Regions from separate parts of the Homo sapiens genome. Here regions 1, 2 and 4 are each linked to region 3. A link is a loop called in an ENCODE intact Hi-C map of the cell type or tissue named here. Cell type or tissue: chondrocyte. All regions are shown on one strand. Each heading gives the region's core, and the rest is flanking DNA. Links, peaks and the distances in the headings are about the cores only. Region 1 overlaps NIBAN1 (niban apoptosis regulator 1). Region 2 overlaps NIBAN1 (niban apoptosis regulator 1). Region 3 holds the start of NIBAN1 (niban apoptosis regulator 1). Region 4 overlaps TSEN15 (tRNA splicing endonuclease subunit 15).

Region 1 (8,185 bases), core at 10-5,009, 150 kb before region 3:
CTGACGATGCTGGAGATGCCAGGGGAAGTGTGTGCGTTTTTGATAACTGTGTACTTCTGGTAACCATACAATTGGAAATACTATTTTTTTTTAAATGGAGTTTTATAAAAATGTAGAATGTTGTCTTACTTTTCTTAAAGCTATGTTATTATTACACAGAACATTTCATTTTTTCGGGGGGAAGGGGCATATGTCACTAATAGAATGTCTCCGAAGCTGGATTAATGTGGGGAAACACCTTTTCTTCCAGTTTTGAGAAACTTCCTCTTGGCTCCCAGGAGGGGGATTCCTGGCATTGACACACATAGCTACCTTGGCACAAACACCTTATGGTGTGGGAAAACTAAAATTCATTATTTCTTCTTCTCCCTCTCTGCCTTTAGTATGGTCTCAACTTCCTTAAACCCAGAGACCTGTTGGGACCTGACACCTAAAATTAATTAGCAGTCAGGTGGCCATCTGGACCTTCCAGTGACCCCTATTGAGAGGGCAGCTCTCAAAACAACAGCAGTTCCTTTTTTAGATTGTGGATCTCCAGACTGATGATTCTGCCATTTTCATTTCATTTCCTGAAAGTCAAGATTGGCTCATGAAAAGTTGTTAAACAACATGCTACATGTGAAATGTCAACCCTCACTGCAATCGAGAGTCTAAGCAAATGAAGATTTCACTGGGTTTTATACAGCTGTCTGATTTTGGTTCATTGAAGAAGAGAGTTTGGAAGTTGTTGTATACTGTTAGCAATTGTCTGCTCATGGCCTGTCTAATATACGATGATTGCTTACAAAAAGCATCTTTAATAAGACTGGATACAGTTTGAAAAAGGAAAAAGAAGGCAATAACCAATATTTTGGAACAAACAAATATTTGGAACATTTATGGGAGGGTATGAGATAATTAATGGGACTGAAACAAAGAAAAAGGAAAAAATAAAAAAAGAATATGGGAGGGAGTGTCTAAATTTTTCAAGTGTTTTTAAAAAATGTGTTCCCACATCACTCCTAAAATTTTGCTTGGCTCAATTAAACTATTTCTTGTGAATCTGAGCAGTATTCTACACATCCACTCATGCTACTGGCCCTTCCTTCTTTACCCCTGCTCCTGAATTGCAGCAGCTTTGCTGTTCAGATTCACTTTCACCACGAGTCTTTCAAGGCCCACAGCTCAGCTTGCAATCATAGGCTGCACACTAAGATTTACAAAAGGGGAAGCACAGTTTTAGGAAGGGAAGCAGGCAGAAAAGTAGGGAATCACTTGAAACATCTGTTCTATGAGTTTGAAATAATATTTGTCCAAAATAACTGACCTCCTCCTTTCACTTCTCATAAAAATTCAAATTATGCTTTGGGAATTAAGGAAGATTTGCTCTGAGGTCACTGGTCACTAGTGGAAATGCCCGTGAGCTCATTTGATCTTGCCTTTAATCAGGGCTCTGTCGCAGCAAGGTGTAACGCTTTCACTGAAGCAAATAGAAACACTCTCAGGGTGGAGGTGGACGAGCTATCCAGTCCCACTGTGCCTGTGGGTTGCTGGCAGAGAAGGTGCTTAGCTCTGGGCAGCAAGTGGGGCTCCTGTCATCTGCCAAGTGGATCTGCCTGGCGTGACAAAAGTTATGATGGGGACAGAGTTTCCACTAGCCCTGGTAATTCACTGGTGGGGATGTTTTTGACCTTTCTTCAGCCTTCTCTGGGGGCAGTCAAGAGATGAATCACCATTTTCTGTGGTGTTTAAGAGTAACCTAACATGCACAAAACTCCATGGAAATTAGCAGGTCCAACAATTATTGAAAGTAATGGCAAGAACCGCAATTACTTTTGCACCAACCTAATAGATTCAGTGGGTAATTAATAATCCACCAGCCCACCCTGCTCAATGGGATAAGTTCTTGTTTGGAACACATCTGCCGAAAGTGTGGTATGGGAAGAGTGAGCCAAGAGGAAGAGAGACCAATGCCAGAATTTAAAATCAGTGGGTTGACATTATGAAACTCAAGGGTCATAAGAATTGTCCCAATTCATCCTTTTGCAGAGACTGGTCAGAATTTTAGCATAAGTGTGAAATGGGTTTGAAAATATGAAAATGCTATATATAAAGGCCAAAGAAAAATAATGTTCCATTTGGGTGGGCTTATAGTTTTGTTTAGTCTTTCCCACACAATGTTCCAAGAAATTTGGCTCTATGTTACAACTTAGGGAATTAAAGGAAATATGTCTGCGAGGAAAAAGAGAGGGTGGGAGTGGGTTACGAGTGGCGGGGGGGTGATATGGTTTGGCTGTGTCCCCACCTAAATCTCATCTTGAATTGTAGCTCCTATAATTCCCATGTGTTGTGTGGGGGACCTGGTGGGAGATAATTGAATCCTAGGGGCTGTTTCCCCCATACTGTTCTAGTGGTAGTGAATAAGTCTCACCAGATCTGATGATTTTATAAGGGGTTTCCCCTTTCATTTGGCTCTCATTCTCTCTTGTCTGCTGCCATGTAAGATGCGCCTTTCACCTTCCTCCATGATTGTGAGGCCTCACCAGTAACATGGAACTGAGAGTCCATTAAAACCCTTTTTCTTTATAAATTACCCAGTCTCGGTTATGTCTTTATCAGCAGCATGAAAACGGACTAATACAGTGGGGGAGTGGGGCTCAGGGAATAGCCACAGGGCAGCAGAGCCTGTGGGTGCTGAAGCTCAAGTGCATCGCATCCCAACCACCATCCTCATCCTCCGACTTTCAGCCCCACCCTGCCCTGATCGAGTGCTGCCTGTCACCTCCCCAGAGCCCACTCTGGCATTCCCTACCATGGTCTGCCTTCCACAAGCAGAGTCTTAAGGTCTTGGGCTTTTCTAGAGAAAGTAGCTAATCTAATAAATAAATTGTAATAATGAAGGAATTCCCTAGCCTCTTCCCCTCAGAACAGTATCCACTGAATTTTAACATAAGTGACCTAAAAATACTTCAGTTTTTTTTTTTTTTAATGGGGGGTGTTGGCAAGGGCAGTGTTTTGTATACTTAACTGCTAGGACTTGGAGATTTAAAAATTCTATCACTCCTACAAGAAACTAAGCATGTCACTAGGTTGATCAAAACCAACAAACCCGGGATCGCCCCTTGAAGGCCACACCACAGTGCTTCCTTTCAGATGCTGAGCTGTCAGGAAGGTGTGGGGTCCAGAGAGACCACCCTCCTTCCTGAAGCAGGCCCCGCAGTCTCACCAGGCTGCTGGTCCAGGCCCCTTGCATTACTGAGTGGCCGTGGGTGAAAAAATCCAGTCAAAAGGAGTCACACTTAAGATCTTTCAGCAAAAGACAACTCTGGAGCACGTGGACAAGGCCTAAAAATGCGGGTAGTTTTGTTTTTTGTTTTTTTTTTTTTTTTCCGTCTTGAAACTGTTCTGTGGGAATTATGAGCTGTTCTCTAGCCCATCTTGGTATTTTAAAAGCAAATAATAAATATATCACATAGCTAGAGATACTTTACAGTTGCAAAGCCCTTTCCCTCATGATCTCATTTGATATATTTATATTGACAAGTAGAAAATATGTTGATGTTTTTACTGGCATACAAATATTTTCACCTTAACAGTCTGCCAGGCAAGTTATTCTGAGATAGTTGCTTTGCCTGAGCACTTGCCTAAAATAACCATCGCTATGAGGGCCTTCCATTCTTGCTGTGTGAGTCATTACTATGAAGGTAATGGAGCAAGGCTGGAAGTCTGAATGCAGGCCCCTAGGGTAGAGGGGTTCAGGACAGGGTTAAGATTAAGGTCTTAGCAGACAGGAAGAAAAAATGCAAATAAACCCAGCACTTTAAACAAAAGATGTCATTTTCTCAAACTCAGTTATGCTATGCCATTTTCTTTAACCACTTGGTAGCTTCTCCGGGCCCCTGGCCTCTTTTTTCTATGAGTCTTAGGGTAGACACTGCTTTACTGTTATGCACCATGTCTTAGAGTCTGAGGGGAACTATAATCCTTACCTGGCCTCACACAGTAAGCTTTAGAGGCCATTTCCTTTTACCAGCTTCTCCAAGCCGGTTTAAAATGCATTTCTGTAACAGACTAGTTTTCTGACTTCAGCCAACTGCTCTGAATGTTCTTTCTCTTACCTGTAGGGTGCTGGACAAATAATCCTGAAATGCCCCTCCAGCATTCACATTTTATTAGTCTGTTATTTTACCAAAACACTTAAATTCTGAGAGAAGCAAAACCATTTTTTTTTTTTTTGAGACAGGGTCTCTCTGTTGCCCAGTGTAGTGGCACAATCACAGCTCACTGCATCCTTGACCTCATGGGCTCAAATGATCCTACTGTCTTGGTTTCCCAAATAGCTGGGACTACCTGCACATACCACTGTTCCCAGCTAATTTGTACAAAACTTTTTGAAGAGATAGGGTCTTGCTATGTTGCCCAGGCTAATCTCGAACTCCCGGATTCAAGCAGTCCTCCCAACTTGGCCTTCCAAAGTGCTAAGATTACAGGTATGAGCCACCACACCCAGCCCCTGTGAAACTTCTTAGTGGGACACTTGATACCTCCAGTGATTTCTGATCTCTTTTCTGCTTTTTTTGTTTTGTTTTGCTTTCCCACTTAAAATGTTTTTTATCCTGCAAAACTAGGAGCTTACTATGACCACTTGCACAAATGCTTTACAATCTCCATCTATATAGAGACCCATATACATATACCCCACACACATATGTGCCTTGTCTTCTGCATGTTTTCTATGTGTGTCTCGCCTCACCATGATGGCAAGGGACGAGTCATTTCTCTCTCTTCCAACTTACACCACTTAGCACATAATCAGCCTGAAGCCAAAACAAACTCAAACTCAACTCCCAGAAAGGATTTATTAAATACATATATTCTTTTTTTTTTTTTTTTTTTTGAGATGGAGTTTCATACTGTCACCTGGGCTGGAGTAGGGTGGCATGATCTTGGCTCACTGCAACCTCCGCCTCCCAGGTTTAAGCAATTCTCCTTGCCTCAGCCTCCCAAGCAGCTGGGATTACAGGACCGCCACCATGCCCAGCTAATTTTTTTCTATTTTTAGTAGAGACAGGGTTTCACTGTGTTGGCCAGGCTGGTCTCGAACTCCTGGTCTTGTGATCTGCCCGCCTTGGCCTCCCAAAGTGCTAAGATTACAAGCGTGAGCCACTGCGCCTGGCCTAAATATCTATTTTCAATGGCATCATGGAGGAATGTAAGTTCACATTAGTTTCCAAGTGAAAGAAAAAAGTGAAGCAAGTGGCATAGCTGAACTCAAGGAGCTATTAAAAAATAAATGTGTAACTTAGTATATTCCCATGGTTGGTGTTGGTCTTTCACTCGGCCAGGATCAGAAGCCATCATTGCCTTTGCATTTGTCCACTTAGCATGTAACTCTGAAACTATCAGCTCCACAGGGCCAGGACCATTCTGTCTTGTCCATCTCTGGGTCACTAGCCCCCAGCACATTGCCCGGCATAGAGTCAGTGCTCAGTAAATAGTAGTTGAATGAATGAGACTAGGCAAGTCACTTAGCTGTTATATGCTTCCCTCAGTTTTCTCATTTACAAAATTGAAATAACAATAACTGCCTTACCCATCTCATAAGATTGGCAAGACAAACACCATTAGGTTTCGAACATTGTCAAGTATCACACAAAAGCATTTGACTACTCATCTATCTATTAACTATGTTGGCTTACATGGCAGGCCAGCCAGTGTCAAGTGCTTCAGCCTCCCCTTCTGACACTTTTGTTTTTCTTAATGGCATAAGTACATAACTATTTAGTTCTCTCACACTTATGAATGGCTGTGCTTCCCCAAAATATCAGAAACCAAGACTTGTTTAAAATTCTGAAAGAAGCAAGTCTCAGGTTGGGAAATAGATGAGTTTAGAATCTACCAGACAGAAAAAAAAAGAGAGAGAGAGAAAGAGAAGATTCTGATGGTAAACACATGTTTTCATATGGTGAAACAATAAAGAAGAGCTCCCTCATGAGTTTTCAGCATTAGCTGTTTAATGACCACACAGAGGCAAGGCACCATTCAGCATCCTCCAAATATTGTTCTCTAATAATGAATTTCACTAGCTCCCAAAAGAGGTACCCTAGGAGATGTGGAAAAAAAAAATAGTGGGGCCAGGCGTGGTGGCTCATGCCTATAATCCCAGCACTTTGGGAGCCCGAGGCAGGGGGAATCACGAGGTCAGGAGTTTGAGACTAGCCTGGCCAACATGGTGAAACCCCATCTCTACTAAAAATACAAAAGTTAGCAGGAGTGGTGGCATGCATCTGTAGTCCCAGCTACTCGGGAGGCTGAGGCAGAAGAATCGCTTGAACTAAGGAGGCGGAGGTTGCAGTGAGCTGAGATTGCGCCACTGTACTCCAGCCTGGGCCACAGAGCGAGACTCCTCTCAAAAAAAAAAAAATAGCATTCTTAAATACCGTGTTACTTTATGTAAATATGCCCGTACCCAGCCTCCTCTTCTTGGGTGAAGCAGCCATGTGACTGGTGTCATCATGGAGGCTGGGGTCACATCACAAAGCAGTTTCCTTAGATTTATAATACTGTCCCTGGGACCAAGCCCACTGAAGTGCTTAGGCCATGATTGGCATCTAGTCAGGATCATGAGGAATTATAATGTACCACAGGGCACAGAAAACTAGAAAAGATAAATTAAATATATAGAAAACTGTCTAATGCTTTTTGAATTTGTTTTTTTCATTACTTCATTTACATATAATTCAATAAAGACAGCTGCGTACCAAATACTTCCCCAACTGCACTTCACTTGTCACGATGATGCAAGGTAAACATTATTATTCTTATTTTTTCCAGAGGAGTAATCTAAGACTAAAAGAGGTTAAATAAGTTGGCATGACTGAAGTCCAAGTTTGCGGACCCTAGCTAAAGCCCTGTCATGCACTTCGCACTATTCCTCGGTACTCACACTTGATTCTAGTCTGGAAGCACGAGGTCATTTGAAAGAGTAATTCTTTTCATAGAAAACAGTGGAGGCAGCTCTTTCCACTGTAGTTGTCATGTTTTTGGCTGCCCTATTTCATGCCCAGTCTGGTGGTCTTTGTAGTAGGTGCCCAGTAGTTTCCTGACCAATGCTTGCAGACATGAGAGAGATGGTCTTTGGAACCACATCTTCCATACTTGCAACTTTTCTGTTTGATTGTTTAATAAAATGACCCTGACTTCGTATCACCCAAATACCCAAACACAGAGAGAATCCAAAATTTTGAACCCCATATTACCTGGATTTCATCCCCAGTGATCATTTCCCAGGAACCATAGTGACCCTTCTCCTGTCGGAAGAATTGCACAGCTTCTAAAAAGGCTTGGGCTTCAAATGTCATCTGCTTCATGTAATCTAAAGAAAAGAAGAAAGGGCATTCAGCAAGATAAAACACTCTAGATTTCCCCATAGCTCTTCAAGTGTAATGGCTCAGAGACCTAGCATTATCTGAAAATGACAAGGCATGGGATTATAAGACACAGAGAAAGTTAAGCAAGTACTGAATTCAAAGTTAATTTGCAGGTGTACATCACACTACTTGTTCATCGTCCTAGCTGATGAATTCTATCAGTTACTGAGCATAGTGGTTAGGACTAGAAGGAGGCCCGTCTCCTTTACCCTCTCTTATACATGCTCCCCTATCCACCCACAGGCACCCAGCGCCTTTACGCTACCAGCTGTGACACCTTACTCAGAAAGGCCGTCCCTTAACAGTGCCTCTTGTGTTCAAAGTATCTCCTTCCAGTTTCCCAACAAAACAATTTCTCTGTGACTCGGTATCAGCTTTCAATACAATATGCATCAACACAACATGCCAATTTATGCAAATGAAGATAATAATTGCTAACACTTACAAAGCAGGATAATGTTCATCTAAGCACTTTACAGATTTCATTGAGACCTCACAAAAACCCTCGAGGAGAGTATAATTATCCTCATTTTACAGATGAGGAGACTGAGGCACAGAAAGATGAATTAATTGCCTAGATCATATAGCTAGTGAGTGGCACAGCCCAGGTGTGAAATGTAGTCTGACCTCAGAGCTTGCCTCTAACCATGATGCTATATTGTCTTACATACTAGTTTTACGGGTTTGCCCTTCTAAACATACTGGATTTTAAATGGTGTCATATCTGAGAGGTACTATCCTACCACAAGGAATGAATATCTAATGGTGGAACTTAA
Region 2 (8,185 bases), core at 1,006-6,005, 170 kb before region 3:
TAAATTCCAAAAACCTCTTTATCATTTGCTCCAAAACGGAGCAGGCCTTGCTTCAGGTTAATAGATTATTTTTGAAATGTAGAAGTAGTAATAATAATAGTGGTAGTAGTACTTGATACCATTTTCTGAGTGCCTATCATGTTTTAGGTAAGCAAGAACTGGGTTCACACTCTGGTGGTCACCAGGTCTGTGGCCTCGGCTCAGTGGCTTAACCACTCAGGTTTCCTCATTTGTACCATGAGGATATAAATAATACCTCCTCCCAGAGCTGTTTTCAGTCTCTGCTGGCCCATTGCTCTGCTCTACAGATGAAGTCACACCCTCGCAATCATGGTTCTCACTGGATGCTCAATGTTTGTAGAGGTTTTAAGTGGTTTCATTGATTTCATTAAACAACATTGCTGGATTTAACAGAACAAATATCCTGTAATTATGTTAGCTAATATCTTTTTTGGATACAGTGGTCAAGTTTCAGAGGACACGTTGGACCTATGAGTCATACTATAATGAGAAACACCTGGTATCCTTAGGTATTCTATGTCAACCCCTAGTTTGGCTCAAATTCAGATCACTGCCCTTTGAGATTTTGTCTAGTCCAGGGGTCAGCATATCTGGCTAGCATCTTGTTTTTGCAAATAAAGTCTGTTTATATATAGTCAATGGCTGTTTGTGTGCTACAACAGCAGAGCTGAATAGTTGCAACAGAAATAGTGCAGTCCATGAAGCTTAAAATATTTACTATCTGACCATTTACAAAAATGTCTGCCAATCCCTCCCTGGTCTAGTCTGCTGTTTGCCAGTACACATCACAAAAGAACTTGTTTGAACTTCAGAGGTAAGAAGAGCAAGCTCTTTAGGGTAACTCATCCCCTTACTGGTTTGCATGTGGACGCCAGTGCCTTCTGCACAGTGGGAAGTGTGATTTGAACTAGTGCCTCTTGAAATATCTTCTTTCGGATGGTGCTGCTGTCATAATCATATTGCTGTCAATAAAGAAACATATGTTAAATAGTAACATTACAATCTGTTGACTTATGTTTACTCAAAAAACTCAGCCACCCACTTCACCTCTCTTTTCCTCCTAATGTCTGAGAACTCTTGTATTTCCAAGGCCTCAGAGATCTTTCCATGTAATTCCCTCACACTGCAGGCACAGGTTATAACTGATAATGACCCATCTCACTCTTACCTTTTACAGGTATGGAAACTGAGGCAAGATCAAAACAGAATGGTGAGTTCTGCATTATAAAGAAGTTGGGGATAGAACTGGGGGGTGAGTTTGTATTTTATTACTCCTGTCCCAGGTAGGTCCATGGAAACCATGATCATCTATTACTCCACATCTTCAAACCAGGGTCAGTGGGTTGTAATGATTTGAACAAGGGAAGAGAAGGCCTGGCTAGTGGCTCCATTAACACTGTGACATGTTAACCAAAGAAGTTCAGTATCCAGAACAAGAAAGATGACGATTCTGTCTGTTCTGCATTGGACATCCCAACATGGAGACCAGGATTTAATTGTGGATCTCACTTCAAGGGGATCACAGATAAATAAGAGTATAGTCATAGGCAGCGAGAAGAATGGTCAGGCCAAGTGAAGAATAGTTAAAGAGATGAAGGTGTTTATACTGGAGATAATAAGTTAGGGCAAGTTATAACTCTATTCAAACAACCAAAGGCTGCCACGTGGAAGAAGGTTATGAATGAAGGGGGTAGAACTGGAATAACCAGTGGTGAGAACTTTGGCCTAACATGAGAAAGCATGTTCTTGCTGTCAAGAACTAAAATGGGCTATCCTGAGAGGTAGAAAGTATCCTGCCAGTGCAGGTGTCGGAGCACTAGTGGGACCACCCCTTGAGGGAACCTGCTGAACACTGAATATGAAGTTGAACTAAAGGCACTCAAAATCTCTTTGAAACCTGAGGTCCTAATATTTCAACACCTTTCTACATTTTTTCTTCCTTTCTTTCTGTACGCTAAAGCATTTGACACTGACACTATCTTTTTTTTTTTAGTTGCATTGCAATTTCATCATTATGTGTGTTATCATGAGCAATATTGGTGTTTTTTTTTTTGTTTTTTTGTTTTTTGTTTTTTGAGATAGAGTCTCACTCTGCCACCCAGAGCTGGAGTATAGTGGCACAATCTCCGCTCACTGCAAGCTCCACCTCCCAGGTTCACGCCATTCTCCTGTCTCAGCCTCCCGAGTAGCTAGGACTACAGGTGCCCACCACCACACCCGGCTAGTTTTTTGTATTTTTAGTAGAGACGGGGTTTCACCGTGTTAGCCAGGATGGTCTCGATCTCCTGACCTCGTGATCTGCCCGCCTCGGCCTCCCAAAGTGCTGGGATTACAGGCGTGAGCCACTGTGCCCGGCCCCAATATTGTTTTTAATATCAATGATTTAGTTGCTAGAGTTTCCTCTTGCCTGTGAGGCATCAAGATCAAGTCTGAAATTCAGAGACCACCCCTAGGCTCTGTGGGACTTTGATCTTCTGTTCCAAGGCAATGTTTAGGGGAACTAGAAGGCAGTAAAAAAAATTAGTGGACTAGGTGTATGATCGTTTATCCTTAAGCTCACCATTGATCAGCCTGTTGAGCTTAATTAAGTCACATTAGCTTTTACAGAATCAGTTCCTCATCTGTACAATGGGGGAATATTCTAGTTAATGCACAAGTTCTTGTGGGGATCAGGTAAGAGGCTTTAAAATATAACATATATGTGAAAGCTCCTATTATTAAAACTATTTTAATAAACACTCTGAAGTACATTTAAAACAATTTCATATGGTAGATTTCTTTTCTTTGGAGTATTTCCTTTGCCATGAGGTTCTGATTTTTCAAAATCAATAAATTATTCGCCAGTTTAATGGATTTTACTATATTGTAACCTCTTTGAAGAAAGAGGCTGTGCCTTGCCTACTTTTACATCCCATGCAGTGCTTATAGTGGACAGCTAATACGTGTTTGTCGAGTTGGATCTCTATGAAGGCTGGGACGCGGGGCCTGTAGCTGTGGGTAATGATGCTGAGGACCAGCAGTGGCCGCTAGATGGCAGAAGAGGCATGGAAGTCACACTGGAGAAACTGCAGCGGACTGACAGTCACTGGACTTGGGAGAGAAAGGAGTGGGGAAAGATTAGAGCCAAGGAGAGAACTTGGTATTTTCCACTTTACAAAAGAAACAGGGGTCACGTTCTCTTTTTATGCTTCCCACAAACAAGAGAACGGTTTTACCTTTAAGACTCGGAGTTTAACCTTCTCAATGGCAACTGCAGTTTTGGAGGCCTCTCCTTGGAGATGTGGGGAAAGCAACTGCTCAAAAGTGAACACTGCATTCTCCATTAGCTAGAAACCAGAAGCGACACAGAAACAGACAACAGTCAGGGGCTGGGATCACCACCCACAGGCCTGGCTAAGTGGGACTGCAGAGTAGGGGCCATCAGAGATGAGTCCCCTCGGCTGCTATTCGGTGGGGGTACCCAAGGCAACATCACCCCATCACCAGGGCTGTGAAACAAATGGTCACGTGGTCACAGTGGGAGCAGGAAGAAGTTGGAAAACCCAAGGCCATGGGACTGAGCAAGCATTCTGTCATCTCCCGTGGGCACTCCTATTCTTTGATACCTGCAGCCACTGATTAAGGGATGAGGCTGGAGCCTTCTTCAACTAGTTTTTGGTGGCACCTCCACTTTAAGTAGATGTAAACCGCTCCACAGCTTATCTCTCCCTCTCTCTGCAGGGCTGGGAAGAGAGGCAGGGTCAGGGATGGGTGGGGACAGTGGCTGACATGTTCATGGGTCAGAAAGCAGAAGTAGTTCAGGTATCTTATTCTCTGCACCTTTGCCTGTGTTCCCGTCACCAGGGTCCAGTATTACGAAAGAGACTTCTGCTAAACTGTTGCCCAATTTTGTTCCTCGTTCCTCTTTCATCCCTCACAACTCAAGGGTTAGTTAGCTAAAATGTATCACTTAATCCTGCCCATAACCTTTATGAAAAAAAAAGTTCTCCTTTCTTCCCCAAGCCCGTGGTCCCAAAGCATCCAATATATACCTTTTTTTTTTTTTTTTTTTTTGAGACACGGTTTCACTTTGTCATCCAGGCTGGAGTAGTGCAGTGGCACACTCTTGGTTCACTGCAACCTCTGCCTCCAGGGTTCAAGCGAGTCTCGTGCTTCAGCCTCCAAGTAGCTGGGACTACAGGTGTGCACCACCATGCCCAGCTAATTTTTTTGTATTTTTAGTAGAGATGGGGTTTCACCATGTTGGCCAGGCTGGTCTTAAACTCCTGACTTCAAGTGATCCACCCGCCTCGGTCTCCCAAAATGCTGGGATTACAGGCGTGAGCCACTGTGCCTGGCCACAATATATACCTTTATCATACCTTCAACATTGTAGTGAATTTATCTAAGAATTTGTCTCACTCAAGCTCCCTGAAGTGGGATCTGGTACAGTGTCCGGCCCACAGTAATCTCTCCTCAGAATATCTGTGTGAAATGGCATGGTGTCCTTTAGAGCTTTGGTGACCGTACCCCTTATTCATTTAGGAAACACTATAATACGGAAGGAGTTTGTGCTATTCATTCCTGTTACTGGGGAAAAGGTTCCTTATGAAAAAAAAAAAAAAGAAACCTGTCAAGTAGACTCAAGAAATTCAAATATGAAGCTGTGATTGATTGATTGGTTTACTCTTAATTACGTTAGGGAATTAATTTAAGCCAGTGGCTCTCAATCCTGGCTGCATATTAGAAACAGTAGGAATCAGGGTAGGGAAGTTCTATCAAAAAGTAGCCATATAGGCTGGGTGTGGTGGCTTATGCCTGTAATCCCAGCACTTTGGGAGGCCGAGGTGGGCAGTTCACTTGAGGTCAAGAGTTTGAGACCAGCCTGGCCAACACAGTAAAAACCCCATCTCTACTAAAAATACAAAAATTAGCCAGACATGGTGGCACATGCCTGTAGTCCCAGCTACTCAGGAAGTTGAGGCAAGACAATCACTTGAACCCGGGAGGCAAAGGTTGCATGCAGTGAGCCAAGATCATGCCACTGCACGCCAGCCTGGACATCAGTATTTCCCCCAGGTGATTCCAATGTGTAGCCAAGGTTACAGCACTGATTTGACAAATCAAGTAGTTATCAATTAATGCTACTTTATTTTTCTGAGCTATGTCTTGTCTATGATGTTCATCCACATGGATGGAAGATGAAGCCAGTGGAGGGACAGAACGTGTCCTCCCGCAACATGATGGCTAAAGAGACGCGACGTATTTCCCTGAGCTACACTAGCAGCTGGTCTCACTGGCCAGCACCCATTTCTCTGCTCTCTCTTTACCCTCATCCACCACGGATGCCCCTGCCACACCCACCTCCTGCATGTAGTTCTGTGTCCTCTGAACCACCAGATCAATGTGGGGGAATCTGAAGCGGCTCTTGAGATCCTGCAGGCGCTCGTGAAGCAGGTTGACTTTAGTATAACAAGGTTCCATCTTCACGGAATGCAGCGGAAGATTCATAAGCCGGTCTAGATGCTGCATTTTGGTGAAGGGAAACATTAAACACCCTCAGAATGAGGAGCGGTATTGCATATATATTGCATATTACATACATTCTAAGCAATCAAATGCAAGTTGTTAAAGTGAATCACTACTTGGATCCCTACATCTGTGACACCTTCAACTGTCTTATTTTCCTCCTGCAGTGGGTTCCTAGGGTAGCTGTAATGCTAGGACAGAAACCAGCAGAAACACCAACTGGATGAGAGGAAGACCCAGCGGTGCACCCACGGGGACTCCAGTCTTTGTAAGCTGTTGATGGACTCTAATCTCCCACTTCCAGAGCTCAAGAACCAGACAGGTAGGCTCTGATACGTGGTTGCTGCTGGGCCCCCAGGCTTCCAAAATCTTCTTTAGTGAGTGACACTCCTCTCAAAAAACGCCAGGGAGGTCAGGATGCTCCCTGGACTCCTGGACTTTGGAAGGGAAGCCAGAGTTCCTCACAATTCTATGAGGATCTGCCAGGGCCCACAGGGCTTCTCTCTGCTATAGGTTGCTTTAGGTGCTAGTGGATGGGAAGTGGATAGGCAGAGCCCTGTACTGGGAGAGGTATCCAGTTTGAAGAACTGGGGTCCCTCCTACTCTAGTTTGCACTCAGTCAATGAGGCCATTGGGCTTCCAGCATCATACCTCACCTGCTAAAGCCCTAAAGTGTTATCAACAAATGTTGTTGCAACAGAATGCATTCTGTTTTCCAAGCTTAGTTTAAAATCATTTTTTAAAGGAAATACTGGAGGTTTAAAATAAACAGGGGAATGGGTGGAGCAGAAGAAGGCAGAAAGAAAGGTTCTGAAAATGGAGGCTCTAGAGAGAACTGGGGAGTGAGGCAGGTTACATATGAATAATATAAGATGCACTGTCCGACTTTCAGCTCACGCAGAAGAGATAATCTAGATTTCTAGATTTCTCTAAACAGGAATTTTAAGAGGGCCCACTCTCATTATGCTTTAAAGGGAAAATACTGCTCCCTTTATGAAGTGAGTTATGGAGAGGTCCACTGAAGTGAAGTAAGGATCAAAAGCATGCTGTGGAACTTGCAGCTCCTCACCAAATGGAATGTGTCTATTTTTAAAAAATATCAATTAAGCAGACAGAAGAGGAAAAATGGGTTCCCACTTTGCTCCTATCAGATTGGCAAAAGTTTAATCAAATGATAACACCTATAGCTGATAGCAGTATGGGGGAGAAAGCCCTTATCATACACAATTAGTGGAAATGTAAAATTTAAATCCTTTTTTTTGAAATGCAATGGAAACATTTTTTAACATGAGAAATGTACTTTCAACCTGGCTATCTTGTCTTAGGAGAATATACTATAGAAATAAATACATCAGGGTATATGTGTGTGTATATATATATATACACATATATATGTGTGTGTGTATATATATATACACATATATATGTGTGTGTGTATATATATATACATATATATGTGTATACATAAAAATATTAATTTATTATGCTTTATTCATAATGCCAGCAATATTGAGATGAATGAATAAATCATGGTGTATCCATACATGAAACATCATGCAGCCATTACAAAGAAAGATTTAGAGCTAAAACAGTTACCTTGGAAACAGTTTCATGGGGTATTTTTGGAAGAGAAACTGATAAGCAGAGTAATGTATAAAATATAATCCCATTTTTCTTAAAGCAGACAATCTAAAGTCTAGCCTCTAAGGGTGTGTTTTATGTGCTAGATAAGAATGGGGAAAATACAGAATGGCATATGCTAAGTTGTTAACACGAGTTGCTTGAGGGGAGGAGGTGGCATTGGGGAAGGGGAAGAGTGAAGACAAGTAAAACAAAACAGGCTGCAATAAGAAACCCCAAAACATTTCTAAAATGATCCTGTTAATGCACAATTATATATGTGTATATATGCATAAAGAATAAAGGAAAAGAAATAGAGACATCTGGTTTTATCTACTGACTTGTAAGGATGTTCATCATGATATGTCAAGTATAAAACCAAGCTGCCAATTTATATCTTTTTCAGTGATTCTTAAACTGTAGGGTACACCAGAACCTCTGGAGGTCTTGTTAAAACAGACTCCTGGGCACTACCCCTAGATTTTCTGATTTAGTAGATCATTGGTGGGGCCCGAGAATTTGCATTTTTAACAACCAGGTGATGATGACACTGCTGGTCTGGGGACCATACTTTCAGAAATATTGATCTGTTAAAGCAAACTAAATACAGCCTGAGAAGGACTCCATACTTCCATATTTTAGTCCTTGTGGATGAACTGTAAGAGTCAGATAAAATTGAAAACCTAACTTAGTAGTATGCACCTGTAACAATAACTGAGTGTTGACCAGTCCCAGCAGCCATACTTCAACTACTCATAGACTGCTAAATGTTCAAATAAGGCAAATGCTGAGTTGTAACCAGTCTCACTATTTCTGTTCCTCACTTCTGATTCCTGTACGTCACCTTACCTTTTTTGTCTGTAAATTTATTCTGACTGTGAGGCACCCCCGGAGAATTTGTGAATCTGCTGTGATTCTAGGGACTGCCCGATTTGCGAATCATTCATTGCTCAGGTAAACTCCTTTAAATTTAATTTGGCTGAAGTTTTTCTTTTATCAGATGGTGTCAGAAGCAGGATCCGAAGTGGAGCTTCTA
Region 3 (8,175 bases), core at 2,309-7,308:
CAGCTTTGCAGTGCTCCAAGTATTGGCTTTGTCTTTAGGCTAGCTCCCCTCCTGCTCATCAAGATAAAAACAGCAGTTGCAGGCATCACATTCAGATGCAACAAAGTCAAAAGATGGAGAAGAAGTGCCCTTCACTTTGCCTCCTTTTTAAAAGGGAAGAAAAGTCGCCTAGAAGCAGGTGGCAAACTTCCCCTCAAGCATCACTGACCAGCTGGCAACATAATCCCATGCCTACTATAATCACTGGCAAGGAGACCACACCACCACAACAGGTACAGACCAATCAGCAGCCACCTTTCAGGGACCTTAAATGGGGCTAGTGTCTCTGAAACAGAGGGCAATATCAGGAGTTTCTTTCTTTTTTTTTTTTTTTTAAAGAGAGAGACAAGGTCTTGTCATGTTGCCCAGGCTGGTCTCAAACTTCTGGGCTCAGGCAATCCTACTGCTTCAGCCTCCCAAAGTGCCGGGATTACAGGTGTGAGCCACCAAACCTGGCCAGGAGTTTTAATGCCTGAACAAAACTGGAGTTCTGTTAGAAAAAGGAATGGGGGCTGGGCACAGAGGCTCATGCCTGTAATCCCAGAACTTTAGGAGGCCAAGGCAGGTGGCTCACTTGAGCTCAGGAGTTTGAGATTAGCCTGGGAAACATGGCGAAACCCCGTCTCTACAAAAAAATACAAAAAAACTACCTGGGCATGGTGGCACATGCCTGTACCCCCAGCTACTAAGGAGGGTGAGGTGGGAGGATCGCTTGAGCCCAGGGAGGTCGAGGCTGCAGTGAGCCATGACTGTCCCACTGCACTCTAGTCTGGGTGACAGAGTGAGACCCTGTCTCAAAAAAAAAAAAAAAAAAAATGGAGGAGTGGGAAAAAGATGTTGGGTTGACATACCACGGTGTCTACCATAATGCATTTCCTAACTTTCTCATCATAGTATATTGCCATTACTAGCCAACTTGGACTCTAAGATCACACTACCAAAAATATTCAGGTTAAGTCAGACCAGTTCTTATGCCCATCTCCCACCAACAAATTATGACCGAAGAAGCAAATGTGTGGACTAGTACGACACATCCACACTAAGTAGACTACAGATGTGTACAGCTCTCCCCATCCTCCACCTTGCCCATGGAGACTTCATTCTAGACACATCACTTTAAACTTTGTATCTAGCCACCTAAGTTAACCCTTGTATAAATAAGAGGGAACTTCCCTGAGAAAAATATGTGCTATTTTAAAGCTGAAACTCATTTCTTATTTTATAAGCATCAGATCATTGAGAAGCTTTTGGAGGAAGCCACTGGGCCCTTTATATATTATGTAACTGACTATGCAATAATAAATCCAGTGGGGGAAAACAGTTTTCCTAACTGGTATTTGCTGCTGGCAGGCCTGCAAGTGCCCACTAGGATCTGTTTATCCCATGGTTTTCAGCTGCGGCACTGACTGTCCAGTACTTTTCTGACCCTCCACAGGACTTCTTATGTGGGAGATCTTTCAGGTTTGCTTTCTTTTTGATTCGTTAAAAATTCAAGGGTAATTTTTAGAAGGAAATAAAATTATTGCATAAACAGGAAAACACAGTGTGGGGGGTTTTTTGGTTTTGTTTTGGGGTTTTTTTTTAAGCTATAGTTTAATTTCATGCATACCAAAAGCTTTACAGAAAAAGAGGCCGGGCATGGTGACTCATGCCTGTAATCCCAGCACTTTGGGAGGCCAAGGCGGGAAGACTGCTTGAGCCCAGAAGTTTGAGACCTGCCTGGGCAACATGGCAAAATCCCATCTCTACAAAAAATACAATTAGCTGGGCGTGGTGGCACACACCTGCAGTTTCAGCTACTCAGGAGGCTGAGGTGGGAGGATCACCTGAGCCAGGGGAGGTCAAGGCTCACAGTGATTGTACCACTGCACTCAGCCTGCGTAACAGAGTGAGACCCTATCTCAGAAAACTAAAAAAAGAAAAGAAAAGAAAACATGGCATAAAGAGAGAAGAGCACCCAAACTGATCACTGATGCCTGGAATCTATGAGCTTTCTTCCTCATTAAAAAAAAGATTGGCTGGGCACGGTATCTCATGCCTATAATCCCAGCACTTTGGGAGGCCGAGGCAGGCAGATCACAAGGTCAGGAGATCGAAGCCATCCTGGCCCACATGGTGAAACCCCGTCTCTACTAAAAATACAAAAATTAGCTGGGCATGGTGGTGCGTGGCTGTAATCCTAGCTATTCGGGAGGCTGAGGCAGGAGAATCACTTGGACCAGGGAGTCAGAGGTTGCAGTGATCCGAGATCGTGCCACTACACTCCAGCTTGGTGACAGAGTGAGACTCTGTCTCAAAAAAAAAGGATCATTTTAGGTCAGTGCTAAAAGCATCACTTAAGACTAACATATGACACAGCTCATGTGATCACAAGTTGGTCTCAGTATTATTTATTAATAGAAACATCTTATCAAGGGACACTACTGAAAGGCTTCTAGAAACAATCCTAAAAATTTATTCTGTTGTAAGAAACATGAGCATTGCCGTAATTTCCCAAACTAACATCTTTAGAAATGAAGTAACTCCTTAACGTAGATGATATATCTTTACCTGAAGATTAACTAAATCCTAAGAAACAATGTATTTTCAAAACATCCATATGACACAGATGTTTTGAGGCACACAAGGAATGGCAGCTGTTAAATGATTTGTCTTAAAGTAAAGGCTGATTCAGCGTCAGTAGCATACAGCGGTTTATGATGCATACAAAATAAAGTTAACAAAAGTCACTCAAAATATATTGACTAGCTACTCTCCTTGTTAGCAAAGTTTATCAAGCTTAAAAGAAAGTTATTGTCTCAGCTTCAGGAGCTTTCAAATCTATATTTCACTGATGGCTACTTTATGAGAAACAGGTCATAAAAGTATATTTAAACTTTACTGTCATACTTCCAATCGTTTTGCTTACAATTGAATCAAAGCTTGAGAATATTTATAGGCTAAAAAATGGGCAAAGAGGTAAAGATAGGGCTATGATTTTACTCAGGAACCTGGGCTTCAAAACCATCAGGAAATCACAGCCCTGTGACCCTCATTTGCTCATGCACTAACAATGTACAACACCATGCATTTTTCCAAGGTTCTTTTCTCTTTTGGCAAGACTAGCATTCTCACATGAAGTGATGAGTCTTTTTCCCTGGAGGTATTCTAACTTTAACTCTTCTCTTCCCTCTCCCACTACACATACCTTGCAAGTGCCCTCCTGAATATAGAATGAAGAGAGAAAGCTGAACAAGACTGGGAAATGTAATGACTGTCACACCATATGCTATAGGTTTACTCATTCAAACACTTGCATTACAAGTTCTTCATCTGCCCTAACTCCCTCGTACTTTTGTATATGTAATAATTTAATAGCTTTCAGAATAAAGAAATTAATAGCATTTTCTTATTATCTGAGTACAATGTTTGCATCAATAGCAACAAATGGCACGGCCAGGAAGTCTTCTTTAAGCATGTTAATCCTTCACATTGCTTAACTTCAAATGATTAGTGTACTTGGCCATGCGTCCACATTAGGTGCTCCTAAGCTTTCCAGTGAAATAAAGTCTTATATAAATGCCTTAAACACAACTTTGCTAACATTCAAATGCAAGCCCTTTCTCACTACGTTCTGTTGATTGCCCTTTCAGTCCCTATACACTGGTAACACAAGCATGTAGCCACATTTTTAAGACTAAGGCAGGCTTCATTTATTTCTTTTAAGCTTAGTTCAGCTCTTTTACTAATATAAATAAATCATCCGTCTTTTCCCCTTTAACAAACAAAAGCAAAGAGATACTTGACCAAGTGTTATCCCCTGACAGTACAGGTTGTTGAGGATCTTTTACCTCCAAAAGCACCAGAGCAGGAATCTGTAAAATCAGCTCCGTTGCTCTTCACGTACCCTGATTTGATATCTTTTTAAAACGGTCTTAAATGTTGTGGTGACTGAAAACAAATGTGGAATAAGAACACCAAATAAATGATTTCCTCTTAGGAAAGGATTCAAGGGCCAAATAAACCTAGAGTTTAATACATAGTCTGGAAGATATTTCTGAAGCCGAGGGTGGGGGATCTGGCGGCGGGGCGGGGGAAAGACAGTAAATTGGTAAGATAACCAAATGTTAGGTAGCGGTTGAAGGCAAGTTTGGGGTGGGGGGTGAGAAGAGGGGAGGCCAAATACGCCCAGGAAATAAAGGAGATAACGAGTCAGGACTTCCTGCAGTTTCAGTTCGGTTTGGGTTTTGTTTTGTTTGTTTTGCAGCCTCACGCTCTCTACTGAGTCCCCACATCTCTGAGGGTCTCCCTAAATGAGTTTCTCCCCATCTGTAACTTTCGGGCAGTTACAAAGCACGCCAGTGTTCCTCTTTTGCTTCGCCCCTCTCCGGGGCGGGAAGGGAACGGCATGACATTGTCCTTTTTGCCGCTGATGAAATCATCCTGCAAGTGCTAGGATGAAGTGCGAGCGAAGCTGCGGCCAACGCCGCGCTTTCCAAAGCCAGGCCAACATTACTAAGAGGGAAATTCTGCTTTAGCTGCCGGGAATCCCCAGGGGTATCTCTAGAAACGCGGGATATCCCCGCTGCTCTCTTGGCGGCCAGTTCAGAAACCGCTCAGAACTCAGTCCAGGGCAGGTACTGGAGGGCGAAGTGCGCCGGGCGGGGGCGGCACTGACCCCGAGGCGGCGGGAGCGGCGAAGGCGCCGGCGTCCCCACCCGCATCCTGCACCTGCCTCGCTCCCAAGCCCTCCCGGTCCCCGGTCCACACCCGCGCCGGAGCGCGCCGGCTGGGGCAGGAAACCCGACTCGCGCGGGCGGGCTGCGGTCGGGGATCCCCGCGCGCTACAGGGAGAGGGCCCGGGGCGCGCCCCTTGGGGCCCCGACCGCGGCAGCCAGCCTGGTGCACGGGTCAGGGTGCTCCCCAGGCCCCCGGGCGGGCGGGCGTACCTCGGATGTAAGCGCACTTGCCCTCGTCCAGCTGGCTGGAGGCTGAGCCGCCCATGACCGCGAGCTGCCTGTGCTGAGCGCGGAAACTGCCCGGTCCGCGCCCGCTGCTAGCTCCTGGAGGTTGATCCGACGGCGAACCCGGCTCTGAAATTAAGAGCAAACTTCCTTCGAGAGGCGAGAGACAGGAGGCAAGAGGCGTCGCCTTCTGGGGCGCCTCCTCCAGGTCCGCGCCTTCTGATGATCCGTGGGCCGGCCCGGGGGCTGTCTTCCCGCCCTCGCCTAGCTGGTGAGCTCCGACGGGCTGGCAACCGAGGAGGTCGGCCAGCTCCTCCTCCTCGCCCACGGTCACTTCTTGTTTTCATCCCTTTGGGGCATCCAAGAAACACCTTGGAGGAAGTGGACCATTTCTCAAGTGACTAAATCTCTGTGAGCTGGAACTTTCCCAGCTCACATCCTTCGAGGTGGAGCTCAAGATCACGTTGCCTTGTAAGTGTTGCTGTCCAAGAAGCAACAGTTCTTCCCAAGCATTACCTGGGAGCCTGTTAGAAATACAAAATCTCAGCGCTTTCGTCCACCACCCCTCTACACACACACAGACACACACACACTTAGAATCTGTGGGAGTGGAGCCCAGCAATCTGTGTTTGCACAAACCCTCCAGGGAATTCTGATGCCCGCTGAAGTTTGAGAACTAGAGGTAAACTATACCTTTCTGCAGGCGAGAACCTGGACCAAGGAGGGAGTGGGGAAATGAGGAAAAAAGGAAAGAGAAAAAAAAATGGAAAGACAGGGAAAAACTAAGGCTTGGTCCTGCAATATACTCCCAGCCCTGAAACTTCCTAAGACTTGATGAACGTCTGTCCTTACCCCTTTACTTTCCATTCCTCTCCTTAACTGGAAATCAATCATTAGAAAAGATATTTGTTCTTTTCCCACAACCACTATTTAGCTTGGCAGCCTCTCGGAACAAGACCCACTTGGGCAGAGGGGTCACCGCTGATTTCATCCTATTCTTAGTAGTCAGTTATTTTGCGACTCCTATTGACTTAACCTCAAGGTCAAATGGTCTGTATACACTAGAACCAGGCCTGAGGAGGACTTTGAAGGCTTTCCCACACACCCCCGCCTTCCCTATTAGCTAACTTGCACTTTAACACAATTATTTCATCACACTCACACCCAATCTCTCACACTCTACATTCCAATCTGTCAGTAAATCCTGTCAATTCAGCTTTTAAATATGTCCAATAGCCAACCAATTCTCATCCCCTCTACTGACATCCCATATCATTCCTCACCTTATTCATTACACTAGCTGCCTAACTGATCTACCTTCTTCAGAGAAAAGCCACGACGTCTATCAGGGCCTAGGTGGAGTTTCCTCTGTGATCTTCTCTACCACCACTCCTTGTTCTCTCTGTTCCAGCCCTACTAGCCTTTTTTTTTACTCTTTCTGAGACACATCAAGCTCAGGGCCTTTGCACTTGTTTTTCATTTCTGTAGGATGCTCTTCCTTCAGATATTCACATAGGTTACTCTCTCAGTCATTTCATTCAAGCCTCCACTTTAATGCTAGTAATTCAGAGAGGTTCTCCTTGACCCAGGAACACCAGCCATCACCTCTCTCTGCCACTTGCTCTTCATTATTTCTGTTTCATATCACTTAGTATCATCTAACACATATTTCTTTGTCTATCTTCCCCCACTGCGATGTAAACTCTATAAGATCAGGGATTTTCTTTGTTGTTATTGTTGTTTCTTGGGGCTTTTTCCCTCAAAATTTCTGTTTCCTTTTTTATTATTATTTTTCCTCTTATGGCAGGGATTTTTTTGTCTATTCTGTCCTCTGCTGTATTTCAAATGCCTAGAAGAGCACCTAGCATGTAGTAGGTGTCCAGTAGATAACCACTGAATAAGTGAATGAATGAAAAATAAAATGTAAAAATCTGTACTCAACAAAAACTGTGATCTCAAGCATTTCCAGATAACAACTCAATGATTTAAAATATTTAGTGTTGAACTCTTCTCTCAATACTCTAGTTGGCTCCTAGAATTAAGTGTATCTTCTTGGAGAAGTAATTTCTTTGACTATATAAATTGCTATAACTGTGCCTCAGAATACTGTTATTGTTATTGAAGAAAACTAGCTTGGATCTCCTGCCAGAAGTGTAGTTTTAGCTTGTCACCTCTACTTCAGGAATACTCTGAGAAAGGACTGATTATCCTCATCTACCCTTATCCACTCATTTGTAAATATTCACGGATGAAACAGAGTACAAAGATGGATTCACACAAACAAATGGAAAAACATTCAATGCTCATAGATAAGAAGAATCAATATTGTTAAAATGGTCATACTGCCCAGAGCAATGTACAGATTCAAAGCTCTTCCTATCAAACTACCAAAGACATGCCTCACAGAATTAGAAAAAAACTATTCTAAAATTCAGATGAAACTAAAAAAGAGCCTGAATAGCTAGTGCAATCCTAAGCAAAAAGAACAAAGCTGTTGGCATGGCATGATCTGACTTCAAACTATACTAGAAGGGTACAGTCACCAAAACAGCATAATGCTGGTACAAAAACAGTATACCAAAAATATTGGACAAAAACAGATACATAGACCAATGGAACAGAATAGAGAAATAAACCAGAAATAAAGGTGCACACCTACAACCATCTGATCTTCAACAAAGCTGACAAAAGCAATGGGGAAAGGACTCTCCCTATTCAATAAATGGTGCTGGAATAACTGGCTAGCCATATGCAGGTGATTGAAACTCGACCCCTTCTTTTTTCTTTTTTTTTAGACGGAGTCTTGCTCTGTCACCAGGCTGGAGTGCAGTGCCGCTACCTCGGCTCACTGCAACCTCTGCCTCTTGAGTTCAAGGGATTCTCCTGCCTCAGCCTCCTGAGTAGATGGGACTACAGGCGTGTGCCACCACACCCAGCTAATTTTGTATTTTTAATAGAGATGGGGTTTCACCATTTTGGCCAGGATGGTCTCGATCTCTTGACCTCATGATTCGCCCGCCTCGGCCTCTCAAAGTGCTGGGATTACAGGCGTGAGCCACCATGCCCGGCTGGACCCATTCTTTATATTATACCATACACAAAAATCAACTCAAGATGGATTAAAGACTTAAGTGTAAAACCCAAAACTACAAAAACTCTTGAAGAAATCTAGGAATACCATTCTAGACATAGG
Region 4 (8,185 bases), core at 1,896-6,895, 910 kb before region 3:
TTACATTTCCCTTATTACTCATAATACTGAATATTTCTTTATATATGTATTATTTATAAGAAATATCTGTTCATATCTTTTGCCTGTTGGGTTGTTTTTAGTTTTCTCATTGACTTGTATGAATTCTTTATATATTCTTGACCTAATAGTTTTTTTATTGTGTTTTCCAGTTTTTAAGTCTGTCTTTCACTGTCTTAAGATGTCTTTCAATGAGTAACAGTTCTTAATTTGAATATAATCATATTTATCCATCTTTTATAATCAACGTCTTTGTGTCTAGTTTAAGAAATATTTTCTATCTAACGGTCTAAAAAATACTTATATTTTCACTAAGAGTTCTATTGTTCTTGTTTTTAATGGTGTGAGAGGCGGTTAGGGATACCATTGTCATGTGGATAACCACTTTTTCTACCTCCATTTACTGAATAGTCCCTCCTTTCCTCACTATCTGACATATCACTTCTGCTACTTTCCAAAGTTCCAAACATGCATTAATTTGTTTCTGGGTTCTCTATTATATTCCATTAGCCAGTTTATCTGTCCTTTTGCCAATACCATATCTCTTAATCGCTTGCTTGGTAAGAAGTCTTGGTATCTGGTTAGCAAGCCTCCCTTATGCATTTCTTCTTTAGAAGCTGTAGCAGGCAGCTTCTAAGATGGCTTCTCCTAATTCTGGTATTCACTCCCTTATGTAACTCTCTTCCCTTGAGTGTGACCTGGACTCAGTGACTTCTTTCTAATGAATAAAATTTGGCAAAAATGATAGGAATGTAACTTCTAAGATTAGGTTACAAAAGACTGTGGCTTCTATCTTGGGCACTCTCTCTTGCTTACTATAAAGGAAGCCAGCTGCCACGTGAGCTGTCCTACAGAAAGTCTGAAAATAGAAAAGAGATGACAATTATTGATGGAGCAAGATTCTTGAGAGATGAGGAAGGATGGATTCAAGAGGATAGTGGAGGAGAGTAATATTGAGCATGTAAAGGGGTGCTGTAAACCTCTGAGAGTGGGGTATGGGAAGAATGAACAAATGAAAACACAGCTCTATTTGGGTGGCATATAAGTAGGGAAAAGAGCAGAGCCTCTTAAATTCCAGCATGAATACCGTTGATGAATACTTAACATTTTTTCTAGCTGACTATGACTGAATACATAGCAGTCTAGTAGAAAGAGCCCCAGACTATAAAGTCTTAAGACCTGGGTTCTAGTCTTGGGACTGACACTTAACATTTTGTTTGATGTTTAGCAACACACCTAATTTCTCTGGGTTTCAGTTTCCTCGTCTTATTTTGTTGTTGAGGGATTTAGATTACCAGTACATGCAAGATCCCTTCTAAATTAAAGCTGCTGTAACTGGTTATTTTCATTGTGCATATTTCATAAAGCCATATTAAACTAAATTTGCAGATTTCTATGAAGTATTTTTTGTATTTATTATTCATAATGAGAATTGTTTTTTAATATGTCAGTCTATTCATATGCTTCTTTGAGAAGCTCCTTACTGTTTTCTCTGTGTTTGAGAATTACAAATAGTTGTTAGCATTGACATCAGATTTAATCGCTAGTACTTTCCGGTTTTTACTAGCATGATTTCCAAGCCATCCTATATCCAAGAGTCTTAATTCATTCCTCAGAACTCATTACTTCTGTCTTTTAATTACTGTAACAAATATTGTCCTAGCTAGTATTAATGTTATATTATTTGTTTGGACAAGGAGCTACTATTTGAAATTAACCTGCATTTATTCCTAAAAAATAAAATTAATGAAAGCAATAGCCTATTTTAATCAAAATCATTTCATAAGTCTAGAAGTACAAATTTGTTTCCATTGTTAATTTCTAGTATTTTCCAGGTGGTAATTAATGCTTTTCTAGCTTGAATGGCTAAAGCTTGTTTTCTTCTTCAAGTAGAATTAGTTGGAATGATAACTTGGTAAGCCATTTTGATGCTGTTGCATTTAATAACTGAGAGAGCTTAAATCTTTATGTCTTGTTTTTATATAAATATTCTTAACTATATTATACAGTAGAATACTAATATAGAATGTAGCACAAATGAGGCCTGATACATACTAGATTTATATGCCTTTTAGTGCATAACATTTTCTCAACTCAAACTATGCAAATAACTTTTTAACAAATGGAAATGTGTGGGTGTATATGTGTGTATGTGTGATTTCATTATTCAGTCTTTAACAGGGCAGTCTTTTAGGTAGTAGGCATACTTTTATCTATTTTTACTTTTAGTGTATTTTATAATATAAAATGTTATATATCTAACAGTAATGCTGCAATTCCAGCCTTTCATAGTTAATGTGGGAATTTTTCTGTGTTAGTAACACAGAGAAGAAAATGATTGATGTTGAGTCTCTGATAACCTTGTATAGCAAAGAAATTCATTGGGACATGTCCTAAAAGTATTTGGTGGGAAGATGTGAGGGCAACTCACCATGAAAGAAAAAATACTTTTTATTTAAGAGGGAAAACAGCTTTTACTTATTCAGTGATAAAACATCTACATAAATTAACGATTCTGTTTTCACTTTTAAATATTATTATTTGTCAGATAATATTGCTTGGGCTTTTTGGTCTTAACAATTATTTATTGAGTGACTCTTATGTGTCAGGCAATGATCTAGGTGCTGGGGATACCATGATAACAAATACTTTCATGACATCCTCATGAAAGTAGTATTCTAGCACTGAATATTCGCTTAGAAAATACTTTTTTTTTTTTTTTTGGTAATTGTTGGATGGAATTTTAAAAAACAGAATTGCCCTTTGTTCAGATATTTAATTGAATGTGTGATTTGGGACTGCCTTCACTTATTTTGTAGCTAGATAATTGAATAACAAGTATTATGGAGTACTGATAAGTAGTTTAACAGGGATATGTACAAAATTATGTCAAAACCCAGAGGAAGGACAGGAAAAGTCTCTTTAGCCAGTAAGAGACCATGGTTTAGTAGGGTAACTGCAAGTAATTAAGCATGATTGCCTACCTAGCATGGTGTCTAGTCAGAGTAGGTGTCTAGTAATATTCCTTAAGGCAGCAAATGAATGAATGAATGAATGAATAAAATTTCAGAGAAAAGAGGGAAAGGATGGAAAATTAGATGGGAAAGTTTATTTAGATTATGAAGGCCATCATTGTTTTTACTTTTTTGCTATTACTAATGGTATTCTAATGAATAGCCTTGTGAGTACCTCCTTGTACTCATGTATGAGAGTTTTCCTAAGAATAGCTGGGACATGTATACCTTTATACCTTCTTTTTTTTTGAGATGGATTCTGGCTCTGTCACTCAGGCTGGAGTGCAGTGGCACAATCTCGGCACACTGCAGTCTCCGCCTCCCGGGTTCAAGTGATTCTCCTGCTTCAGCGTTCTAAGTAGCTGGGATTACAGGCATGCACTACCATGCCCAACTAATTTTTTGTGTTTTAGTAGAGACAGGTTTTTGCCTTATTGGCTAGGCTGGTCTCGAACTCCTGACCTCAAGTTATCTGCCCGCCTTGGCCTCCCAAAATTCTGGCATTACAGGTGTGAGCCACTAGGCCTGGCCTATCCCTTCATCTCTACTGGTTATTGCTAAATTGTTTTCAAAAGGATTATTACCAGTTTACACTTGCACTTGCAATGTGTAAGTTTTCACAGACTGGGAGAAGATTTATAACATGTGCATAACTGACAGGTTAATTTAGAATTAGCTTCTGTGATTTCAGAAAAAAAATCCCAATGGGAAACATGGGCAAAGAATATGAACAGGCAACTCACAGAAGAGGAACTCAAATGCTCAAATATGTTTGTAAATGAAGGAATTACAAATATAAAATGTGTTTGTGTTGTCTTAACTTTGAAGAAGACTTGCAGACAGTTTGTTTTTATTTTTTGACAGAAATAAGGTACTGTTTAATGGGGAACTTTTGAACAGAACTACAGCTAGCACTTAGAGAGTCTCTGAACAGTTTAGGAAAAGGAGCTCCCTCTCGACATGCAAAGGAAAATGTCTCTTCACTAAGGTTCAAGGCTTGGCGAACAATGAAGGCCAGATTTTAGATCCACTTGTGCCAGGCACCGTTGTGCAAAGCACAATCTGCATATCTGTACATGATGCCCTGCCCCTGAAGCATGTCTGTGGAGTCTTAGGTTTCCACAAAGAACACTATGAAAATTACTGCTAAATGGGTGGTGTCATTGAAGGGCTTTAAGCAAGGAAGTGAGACTATTGTTTATTCTATGTGGTTTTAAGAATACTTTGCATTTGCAGAGAATGTTACAGAATTTCAAAGTATTTCAAAATATTTTTACAAGTAGACTTTCATTAAATCAGCACCAAAATCCCTAGTGGTATACGGGGTGTTTGTTTTATCCTAACTTTACATACAAAAAGCTGAGGTTAAAAGTATATTTTCATTTGTACCCCCACTTTTTCCAAAAGATAATAAAAGATTAAGTGAGCTGTACCACGGTCTCAGTTAGCCTCACAGCTATTAGAGTTTCTCTTGCTTTATTGGTTTTTAAAAAGATTTTATTGTAAATGAAACTAGATACGGAAAACCACACAATACCAATGTATAAATTAATGAGTTATAAGGCAAACGTCTAGAACTCTTGTAATTATAACTAAGTCAAGAAATAGAACTTTTCTAGGCACCCCACAAACTTTTCAATGTGCCCCATCCCAATCATAATCTTTCTTCCCCCCCAAAATAGCCATTATTCTTTCTTTTATAGTAATAATGGGCTTTGGCCCATATATTGTTCCCAGGACCTCTTAGTGCTAATTTGTCTTTTGACTCTCACTCAAGAAAGAATGTTGGAATATCACTGGTGAGACTGATAATATTATCAGGAATATTAGTTTTATATTTAAAAATACCCTGCCAACTTTACTACTCTATTGTTAGAAACAAATTACTTGCCACATACTATACAACCAACCTCAGCATACCAGTTGTAAATCACCATTTTAGACTGTGCGTCTTAGCTGCTTGAATATAGTGCTTTAAAAAATGCTTTGTAGTCCTCAAAAAACCTTAAATAACATTTTTATTAGTAGGAGAGTTGGGTAGCATACACAGCTGTAGAGCCAGAGGAGTTGGCAGTTTGCTGGAGCTACAATTTCTTATTATTTACAAAGAGCATATAGCACATAAGGCCTGATAACTGTCTCTTTTATTGAAGGAGACAAATTTTATAATCTGTTGTTTGTAAAACTGAACCAAACTCTGTCATTTACATAGTTAACTACAACTTAGTTATAAAGTATTTCCCTAGTGATGACAAATAGTCCCACTGTTTCAGTCACCACTTGACTGTTATGTGGCAGAGTGGCATGTATATTTATATGGTTTATTATTTATTTTATGGTGTATATGTATTTTCTGCCTCCTTAAAAAGTAATTGTTCTAAGGAGTGTTTAATGTTATATCTGTGTGCTATTCTAAGAATGCCTGAACAGTTTTTAGTGTCTGCTTCCCACTTACTTTCCCAGGCTTTAGACCTGGTGGTTTTGTTTACATACTTTCTGGCAAGAGTGTCGACAGATTCCATTACAGGGTGAATGTGTATTTGAATGACTGTGAGTGAATGCATTACTTTGAGCACAAGTACGTTTTGTGTTTAGCATTTTCTGTAAAGCAGTTATATATGATATGTGATCACAGTTAAAACACTTTGTCATATTTTTCAAGTTTCAGAAGGTCTTGTGTGTAATAGTCCTTATGAAAATATTGATTTAATGTTATTTCCTGATCTGTAATGGGGGAATAAAATTGATAAAGTGCCCATTTCTGATTATCTAGTGGGAAAATTTTGCTGATGGAGTATGAAGTAATTAATTGCTAGTGTTTCTTGTTTCTCTCATCTAAAAATACTTCCTAAAGCTAATGTAAAATAATTTTTAGTTTGCATTATAATGCCATATTAAGTTGTATATTTGCATGGTATCCATATGGACAGTACTCTAGATTGTTTCTTTGCTAAATTGAATCTAAGGAATACATGAAGCAACTTTGGTAAATGACTGTAGAGGTACAGTTTGCTCAGACAAAGCAATGGTATAAAATCATATTCATAGATACACAGAGATGAAAGAGATCTGATGGATTTAAAGATGAGACAACAAGAGGAATACTAACTAAAACTAGTGACCTATCTTTTTCAGTGCTAAGATTGCAAATGAAGTCAAATTTATGTTCAGATAGCCTGATTAGCTTCACTTTGGACCACCTTGGGTCCATTGGTATTTATTGAGTACCCTAAATGGTAAAAGTATACTATACTGAAATTAGGATAATAGTATTACAATTTTCTGTAATAGTAGTAGTACTACAGGTAGTTGCAAATGGGAAAATATCTTAAGTGACTTATACAGGGACTCAAATTATAAGGGAACAAAATGGTTTTCTAGTCTTTAACTACTGGTAGGGTTTTTTTTGTTTGTTTTTTTTTCCCCCTCATAGACCCAATGTCACCTCCCAATTCTAATGTAAATTTTGTTTCTTCAGTAAGATACAAGAGGTGGGAAAACCTTAGTTGACATATTTTAAACTCATCTGTGGTTATATGTAAATTAAAAAAAAGCTGAGCGAAGTGAAATGTCTTATACAATTATAAAATCCAGGCACAGTTAAGATACAGCTTTCTGAAACTATTAATCTCCTTTTCTTTCCCCAAAGGATTGTAGTTCCTTCCTTAGTAATACGTGAATCATTCATCCTTTCAAACCTGACTAAATTGTAAATGGTTCTTTCTTCTCAGTGTCAGAGAAGAATAGTGGATGGGAGAATGGAGCCTCTCCCATCACCATTTTGTTCCCCTAGGACCTCAAATAGTGGCATTTCTTTTGTTGTTATTGTTTCGTGGCAGTTGGTAACCTTTCTAAATTGAATACACTCAGCCATCTTATCTGAGACAAAAATATTTCAAAAGTTCTTCTTGGCATCTGCATATTACTTGGGAAGTTTAGAAAAAAGATGTAAACATTCCATATACCAAATTGCTCCTTTGCAAGCTTAGCTACCATGAAGCTAAAAGTCTAAGAGCTTTTAAAAGTTGGTTTGAATAAAATTATTTTGGCAAGAGTATTGTACAATTAAAGGAATTTATGCCTTAAGAGAAGTGAAAATAATTCTGTGCACATTAGAAATGAATGTCAGAGCCAAAGTTAGGATTCCTAGCCTGTGGTGATTTGCTTAATCTGATGCTTAGCTTATTAATGCATATCATATCCTATTTCCCTCAATGTTGTTTTCAAAAGAATGTACTCTCTTTTCCTCATACATTGAATCCGATGAATTTTAGTTATTTTTTCTTTGTCAGAATTAATTTTTCCCAATATAGCTTTTAAAGACTGCCAATAGTAATTTTTCTTTTTTAAAGGACATGATTAAAGAACATTTTATTAGCTGTTTGTATTATCACAGCAGTAACCCAGATAATATAAATGGACGAATTATTTATTTTTAAATCCATTGCCTTTGTGTTTTCATGGGGAGAAGAAAAAACCTAATATTTTAAAACCCCGAGATGTGTAGGGAAAATTAAAAATTTATTTATTGTTCTTACCCATCACTAAAAATGTTATAAATGTATTTGATTTTACTTTTTATTTAAATATAATTAATACAAACATAATTATATACTACCTAGAGGCAAAATTTGGTTTTAGGATAGAATAAAAAGGTAAATTACAAATTATTCCAGTATTTTCTAAGTTGCTTATTTATTTATTGGCTGCCTGGGCTCATCGGGTGCAAAATATTATGGACTTTGCCTACAAGATGCTAACAGTCTGGAGCTGAGATGGACAGTCATTTACATCTAGTGTGATAAACGTAATGACAGATATGTACAGGGTACTGAGGAAGACCACAGAGGGAGGAGACCTAACTTTGACTGGTGGGATAAAGAGACAAGAGAGTCTGGGAAAACTTACTGGAGGACAAGATGTTTGAAATATGCAAGAACAAGGAACAAGGATGGGAATGGATGCCCTGGTTAAAGTAATAACATGAGCAAGGTATTGAGGGCTGAGAGGGCCTGAAATTTGCCAATAGTTCATTATGACTGGGTATGTAGTAATGGCAGAGAGAGTACCTGCCTGCAGTTGGTGAGAAAGCCCTAGATTGGTGTGGCATGGGTGGAGAAGGAGTGAGTATGTGTGATACAAGAGATATGGGA

What was found. Hi-C counts contacts between places; a loop is a spot of excess contacts. Peaks named below come from ENCODE experiments on the same cell type or tissue, not always from the same donor. Only the 100,000 strongest peaks of a DNase experiment are listed, where the experiment ranks them.
Region 1: it touches region 3 in a loop (2.7-fold over the local background); 18 of 110 quality-filtered maps call a loop at or near these places.
Region 2: a loop joins it to region 3, with 4 times the contacts of the local background. A loop is called at or near these places in 106 of 110 quality-filtered maps.
Region 4: a loop joins it to region 3, with 4 times the contacts of the local background. A loop is called at or near these places in 9 of 110 quality-filtered maps.

What each region holds. Positions count from the first base shown.
Region 1 is chr1:184,824,609-184,832,793 of GRCh38, forward strand. NIBAN1 (niban apoptosis regulator 1) reads right to left here. Exons shown (of 14, transcript NM_052966.4): 6 at 7,239-7,354. The region is part of intron 1 of LOC107985238 (a long non-coding RNA gene); the gene reads left to right. Among named protein-coding and RNA genes, the nearest start is that of EDEM3, 74 kb to the left of the region's middle. RefSeq lists a silencer at 1,034-1,234. In chondrocyte, for the core only: no CTCF peak of the experiment used is centred there; no DNase peak of the experiment used is centred there.
Region 2 is chr1:184,802,710-184,810,894 of GRCh38, forward strand. It overlaps NIBAN1 (niban apoptosis regulator 1), which reads right to left. Exons shown (of 14, transcript NM_052966.4): 10 at 5,365-5,526; 11 at 3,237-3,347; 12 at 876-983. Among named protein-coding and RNA genes, the nearest start is that of EDEM3, 52 kb to the left of the region's middle. In chondrocyte, for the core only: CTCF peaks have their summits at 3,044 (motif pointing right) and 3,243; a DNase peak (open chromatin) is centred at 3,045.
Region 3 is chr1:184,969,335-184,977,509 of GRCh38, forward strand. NIBAN1 (niban apoptosis regulator 1) reads right to left here and starts at 5,174. Exons shown (of 14, transcript NM_052966.4): 1 at 4,968-5,174. The coding sequence starts at 5,022. RefSeq lists an enhancer at 4,359-4,528 and a silencer at 4,639-4,958. In chondrocyte, for the core only: no CTCF peak of the experiment used is centred there; a DNase peak (open chromatin) is centred at 5,077.
Region 4 is chr1:184,056,308-184,064,492 of GRCh38, forward strand. The region is part of intron 3 of TSEN15 (tRNA splicing endonuclease subunit 15); the gene reads left to right. Among named protein-coding and RNA genes, the nearest start is that of TSEN15, 8.7 kb to the left of the region's middle. In chondrocyte, for the core only: a CTCF peak has its summit at 4,597; no DNase peak of the experiment used is centred there.